Regions from separate parts of the Homo sapiens genome. Here region 1 is linked to region 2. A link is an interaction called in ENCODE POLR2A ChIA-PET data of the cell type or tissue named here. Cell type or tissue: HepG2. All regions are shown on one strand. Links, peaks and the distances in the headings refer to the core of each region. The heading gives the core; the rest is flanking DNA.

Region 1 (2,907 bases), core at 119-2,618, 510 kb before region 2:
TAAATAAATAAATATATATATATATCTCCTAATAATACATTTTATTAATCCAATATGTAAATGCATTTAATAATATATTTTATTTAACTCAATATACCCAACATGGTCCAATATAATGTTCCATTACGAATGAGGCATCTTCCATACCTTTTTTATTTTGTTGTTTTTGAGACAGCGTCTCACTCTATTGCCCAGGCTGGAGTGCAGTGGCGCGATCTCCGGTCACTGCAGCCTTGATTCTCCTGGCCTCAGGCGATCCTCTGACCTCAGTCTACCAAGGAGCTGGGGCCACAGGCATGCACCACCACACCCAGCTAATTATTTTTATTTTAATTTTATTTATTTATTTATTTGTTTGTTTCTTTATTTTGAGATGGAGTTTTGCTCTTGTTGCCCAGGCTGGAGTGCAATGGTGTGATCTTGGCTTACTGCAACCTCTGCCTCCTCGGTTCAAGCGATTCTCCTGTCTCAGCCTCCCGAGTAGCTGGGATTACCAGCACCTGCCACCATGCCCTGCTAATATTTTTTATTTTTAGTAGAGACAGGGTTTCACTGTGTTGGCTAGGCTGGTCTCGAACTTCTAAACTCAGGTGATCCACCTGCCTCAGCCTCCCAAAGTGCTGGGATTACAGGCGTGAGCCACCACACCCGGCCTATTTTTATTTTTTGTAGAGATGGGTCTCACTGTTGCCCAGGCTGGTCTCGAACTCTTGGGCTCAAGAGATCCTCCTACCTCAGCCCCCTAAAGTACTGGGATTATAGGCATGAGCCACTGCACCCTGCCTTAATTAATTAAAAATTAGATAAAATGCCGGCCGCGGTGGCTCACGCCTGTAATCCCAACACTTTGGGAGGCCAAGGTGGGAGGATCACTTGAGCCCAGGCAACATGGGGAGACCCAGTCTCTACAAAAATACAAAAATTAACGGGTACATATCCAGGTTTGTTATATAGCTAAATGGCATGTCACAGGGTTTGGTGTACAGATTATTCCATCACACAGGTAATAACTGTCGTACCTGATAGGTAGTTTTTTGTTGTTGTTGTTTTAAGACAGAGTCTCGCTCTGTCGCCCAGGGTGGAGTGCAGTGGCGCCATTTCAGTTCACTGCAACCTCTGCCGCCCGGGTTCCAGCAATTCTCCTCCCTCAGCCTCCCAAGCAGCTGGGATTACAGGCGCACACTGCCACACCCGGCTAATTTTTTGTATTTTAGTAGAAACGGGGTTTTACCATGTTGCGCAGGCTGGTCTCGAACTCCTGAGCTCAGGCAATCCACACACCTCGGCCTTCCAAAGTGCTAGGATTACAGGCGTGAGCCACCGCTCCCGACCCTCCTCTCCCTCCTCCTCACCACCACCCTTAAGCAGGCTCTGTTATTTTATTTTATTTTTTTTTGGAGACAGAGTCTTGCTCTGTCACCCAAGTTGGAGTGCAGTGGTGTGATCTCTGCTCACTCCAGCCTCGACTTCTTGGGTTCAGGTGATTCTCCCACCTCAGCCTCCCTAGTAGCTGGGACTACAGGCACCCGCCACCACACGTGGCTAATTTTTCTATTTTTAGTAGAGACGGGATTTCGCCATGTTGGCCAGGATGGTCTTGAACTCCTGACCTGAGGTGATCCACCTGCCTCGGCCTCCCAAAGTGCTGGGATTACAGGTGTGAGCCACTGTGCCTGGCCCTGTTGTTCCCTTCTTTGTGTCCTGCGGTGGCTCACGCCTGTAATCCCAACACTTTGGGAGGCCGAGGCAGGTGGGTCATCTGAGGTCAGGGGTTCCAGACCAGCCCGACCAATATGAGGCAACCCCATCTCTACTAAAAATACAAAAATTAGCCGGGCATAGTGGTGCGAACCTGTAATCCCAGCTACTCAGGAGGCTGAGGCAGGAGAATCTCTTCAACCCAGGAGGCGGAGGTTGCAGTGAGCTGAGATTGCGTCACTGCACTCCGGCCTGGATGACAGAGCGAGACTCTGTCTCCAAAAAAAAAAAAAAAAAAAAAATTGGATAAAAGTTAAAATTCAAGCCAGGCATGGTGGCTCATACCTGTAATCCCAGCACTTTGGGAGGCTGAGGCAGGCAGATAGCTTGAGGTCAGGAGTTCAAGACCAGCCTGGCCAACATGGCAAAACCCTGTCTCTACTAAAAATACAAAAATTAGCTGGGCGTGGTGGCATGTGCCTGTGATCCCAGCTACTGGGGAGGCTGAGGCACGAGAATAACTTGAACCCAGGAGAGGGGGGTGGCAGTGAGCTAAGATCGCACCACTGCACTCCAGCTTGGGCGACAGAGCAAGACTTCATCCTAAAAAAAAAAAAAATTAAAATTCAGTGTCTCTTTACTACCACAGCCACATTTCAGGTGCCCAGTAGACACAGGTAGCTGGGGGCTGCCATACTGGACAACACAGACAGAGAGTGTTGAGGCTGATCTAGACTGCAAGTATCTGCAGTGTATTAGCTACTGTGGCTGTGGTAATAAAGTGCCCCAGCCCGGATGGCTTAAGCAACAGAAATTTATTCTCTCACAGTTATGGAGGCTGGAAGTCCAAGATCGAGGTGTTGTAGGGTTGGTTCCCTCTGAGGACTCTCCTTAGCTTGCAGACGGCCGCCTTCTCCCTGGGTCTCCTCACATCATCTTCCTTCTGTGCAGTTACGTGTCTGTATCTGAATGCCCCCTGCCTTTTCCTTTTTTGATGCAGGTTCTTGCTCTGTTACCCAGGCTGGAGTGCAGTGGCGAGATCTTAGCTTGCTTGCTGCAGCCTCAACCTCCCAGGCTCAACCAATCCTCCCACCTCAGCCTCCTGAGTAGCTGGGATTTCAGGCGCATGCCACCATGCCTGGCTAATTTTTTTTTTTTTTTTTTTTTAAGACAGAGTCTTGCTCTGTCACCCAGGCTGGAGTGCAGTGG
Region 2 (2,907 bases), core at 282-2,781:
TACCATGCCCGGCTAATTTTTTTGTATTTTTAGTAGAGATAGGGTTTCACCATGTTGGCCACGCTGGTCTTGAACTCCTGACCTCAGGCGATCCACCCGCTTCAGCCTCCCAAAGTGCTGGGATTACAGGCATGAGCCACCGCGCCTGGCCACTGTCTCATATTTCTGATCCACCTCCCCAGGCTGCTTCCAGACCCCATGAGCTTTGGGGATCGTCCCCAAGGCCCCCAGTGACTGATGGCGAGACGGGAGGCTGGAAGAGGTGGCTGTTCACAGCTGGGCGGAGCTGGCACACACTGCCCTTACCTGTCAGGGTGTACTCTGTCTGCCGGATGCCCTCGATGACCATCCAGGGCTGGTCCTCCTTGAGGCGGGGCGGGCCCTCGAAGTTGGTCCGCCGGTACTCCAGCACGTAGTGGTCAATCTTGCTGTCCTCATCCGGCATGCGCCACACCAGGGTCACACAGTTATCTGCCACCAGGGACTCAGCCAGGTCGATCACGGGTGCGCTGGGCACTGACCAAGACGGAAAGGAGAGGGGGTCGGGATTCTGTGCCTGGTTCAGGGGGCAGGGGGCTTGCTGCAGGGCTGCCCAACCACATGTTGGACAATTTTGGGGGCATGGCCACAAAGGGGTTCCATGTTTGGCAGGGTGGAGACTTTTTTTTTTTTAGAGACAGAGTCTTGCTCTTGTCACCCAGGCTGGAGTGCAGTGGCACGATCTTGGCTCACTGCAACCTCCGACTCCCTGGTTCAAGCGATTCTCCTGCCTCAGCCTCCTGAGTAGCTGGGATTACAGTCGTGAGCCACCATGGCCCGGCTAATTTTTTATATTTTTAGTAGAGACAGGGTTTCTCCATGTTGGCCAGGCTGGTCTTGAACTCCTGACCTCAAGTGATCCACCCGCCTCGGCCTCCCAAAGTGCTGGGATTCCAGGCGTGAGTCACCGCGCCCGGCCATGGAGACGCTAAGGTTCCATCAGTGGGTTGGGGGAGGGCTGAGCTTTCTTGGGATTCCATCATTTACAGGCAGAATTATTCCAAAATCTCTGCCAATGAGGGATGCGGCTTTCTTTGGGGCTGCATCATAGACAGGCTGGGTTCTCAGTCCATTTCTCCTCGGGGACGTGGCCTTCTCAGGGCTCCACCCCTGGAAACAGGGTTTTCCCAGGAGCTACCATGTGGTGGGCAGGCCCTTCTCGTGGCTCTATCCAGGGAGGAGGTCTCGGGAGGACTCCACTCCCCCAACGACATGGTATTCTCAGGGCTCCACCCCTGTGGACAGAGTTTTCCCAGGACCTCACCCCCTGGTGGGTGGGGCTTTCTGATGGCTCCACCCATGGGCGGGACTTGATGAATACCCCACCCCCACAGGACGTGCTATTCTCAGGGCTCCACCCCTGGGGACAGGATTTTCCCACCTGGTGAGTTTGACCTTCTCATGGCTCCACCCCAGGGCGGGGCCTCATGAGGACTCAACCAACCCCACAGGACATGGTATTCTCACAGTTCCACCCCTGGGTACAGAGTTTTCCCAGGATGTCACTACACAGTGGGTGGGGTCTTCCCATGGCTCCACCCAGGGGCGGGGCTCCATGAGAACTCCACCCCCCACAGGGCGTGGAATTCTCAGAGCTCCACCTCCCCCAGGCGGAATTCAGACACCGGGTCGTCCACCATACTCCAGGTCCTGTTTCAGGGCCTCCTAGCCTCCCAGGTCATTCCCCGGAAGTCCTGGCCCTCTAGTGCGTGCCCCTCTCACCAGGCAGGAACTTGAGTGCCTGTAGCATCTGCCGCTCTTGCGCGAAGTCCACCATGAGGTGACTCATGTTGTCACTGACCTTCGCTTTCAATGATAGCCGGAAGGCAGGGGCCATGGTCACTCTGCAGGAAGGAGGTGGCAGGCGTTGCGTGGGGGACCAGGCCTGGTCATCCGTGGCGCGAGGGGGCCCCTCCCCAGGGCTCCCGTCCAGGGCTCTGAGATGAGACACCCTCACCAGGTGGCCCCTGTCTTCACACCAGGGGCAGGGTAGTGGGGTGGGGGCCAGACCCCAGTGTCTTACCCATCTTTGATTTGCTTGGCAGCCTAGAGAGAGGAACAGAACAACATTCAAAGATTTCTTTTTTTGTTTTTGAGACGGAGTCTTGCTCTGTTGCCCAGGCTGGATTGCAGTGGAGAGATCTCGGCTCACTGCAACCTCCACCTCCTGGGTTCAAGCAATTCTGCCTCAGCCTCCTGAGTAGCTGGGATTACAAGCACCCACCACCACACCCGGCCAATTTTTTGTATTTTTAGAGAGATGGGGTTTTGCCATGTTGGCCACACTGGTCTCAAACTCCTGACCTCAGGTGATCCGCCTGCCTCAGCCTCCCAGAGTGCTGGGATTACAGGCATGAGCCACCGTGCCTGGCCCAAAGATTTGTTTCATTTTTTGTGTTTTTTTTTTTTTGAGATGGAGTCTTGCTCTGTCGTTCAGGCTGGAGTGCAGTGGCACGATCTCGGCTCACTGCAAGCTCCGCCTCCCGGGTTCACGCCATTCTCCTGCCTCAGCCTCCCGAGTAGCTGGGACTACAGGCGCCCGCCACCACACCCAGCTAATTTTTTGTATTTTTAGCAGAGATAGGGTTTCACTGTATTAGCCAGGCTTGTCTTGATCTCCTGACCTCATGATCGGCCCGCCTCAGCCTCCCAAAGTGCTGGGATTACAGGCGTGAGCCACTGCGCCCGGCCCAAAGATTTGTTTCTACCAAATCATAAAGCCACTCTACAGACATGAAGACTGAGGCCTCTCGAGGAAGGTATTTGCCAAAGTGTCCCTGCACTTCTGGACTGTGCCCTGAAGACAGAGGATGGCCAAGACAGGCTCCCATCCCCACCCCAACCTCCTGCCCACACCCAGCCCATACA

What was found. Peaks named below come from ENCODE experiments on the same cell type or tissue, not always from the same donor. Only the 100,000 strongest peaks of a DNase experiment are listed, where the experiment ranks them.
Region 1: POLR2A ChIA-PET joins it to region 2 with 7 read pairs; 3 of 35 experiments call an interaction of 5 or more read pairs at or near these places.

Annotation. Positions count from the first base shown.
Region 1 is chr19:4,823,423-4,826,329 of GRCh38, reverse strand. All of the region lies in intron 1 of TICAM1 (TIR domain containing adaptor molecule 1), which reads left to right. Among named protein-coding and RNA genes, the nearest start is that of TICAM1, 6.8 kb to the left of the region's middle. In HepG2, for the core only: no CTCF peak of the experiment used is centred there; no DNase peak of the experiment used is centred there.
Region 2 is chr19:4,309,451-4,312,357 of GRCh38, reverse strand. It overlaps FSD1 (fibronectin type III and SPRY domain containing 1), which reads right to left. Exons shown (of 13, transcript NM_024333.3): 5 at 2,063-2,085; 6 at 1,762-1,883; 7 at 307-516. Among named protein-coding and RNA genes, the nearest start is that of FSD1, 6.3 kb to the right of the region's middle. In HepG2, for the core only: no CTCF peak of the experiment used is centred there; DNase peaks (open chromatin) are centred at 1,597 and 1,727.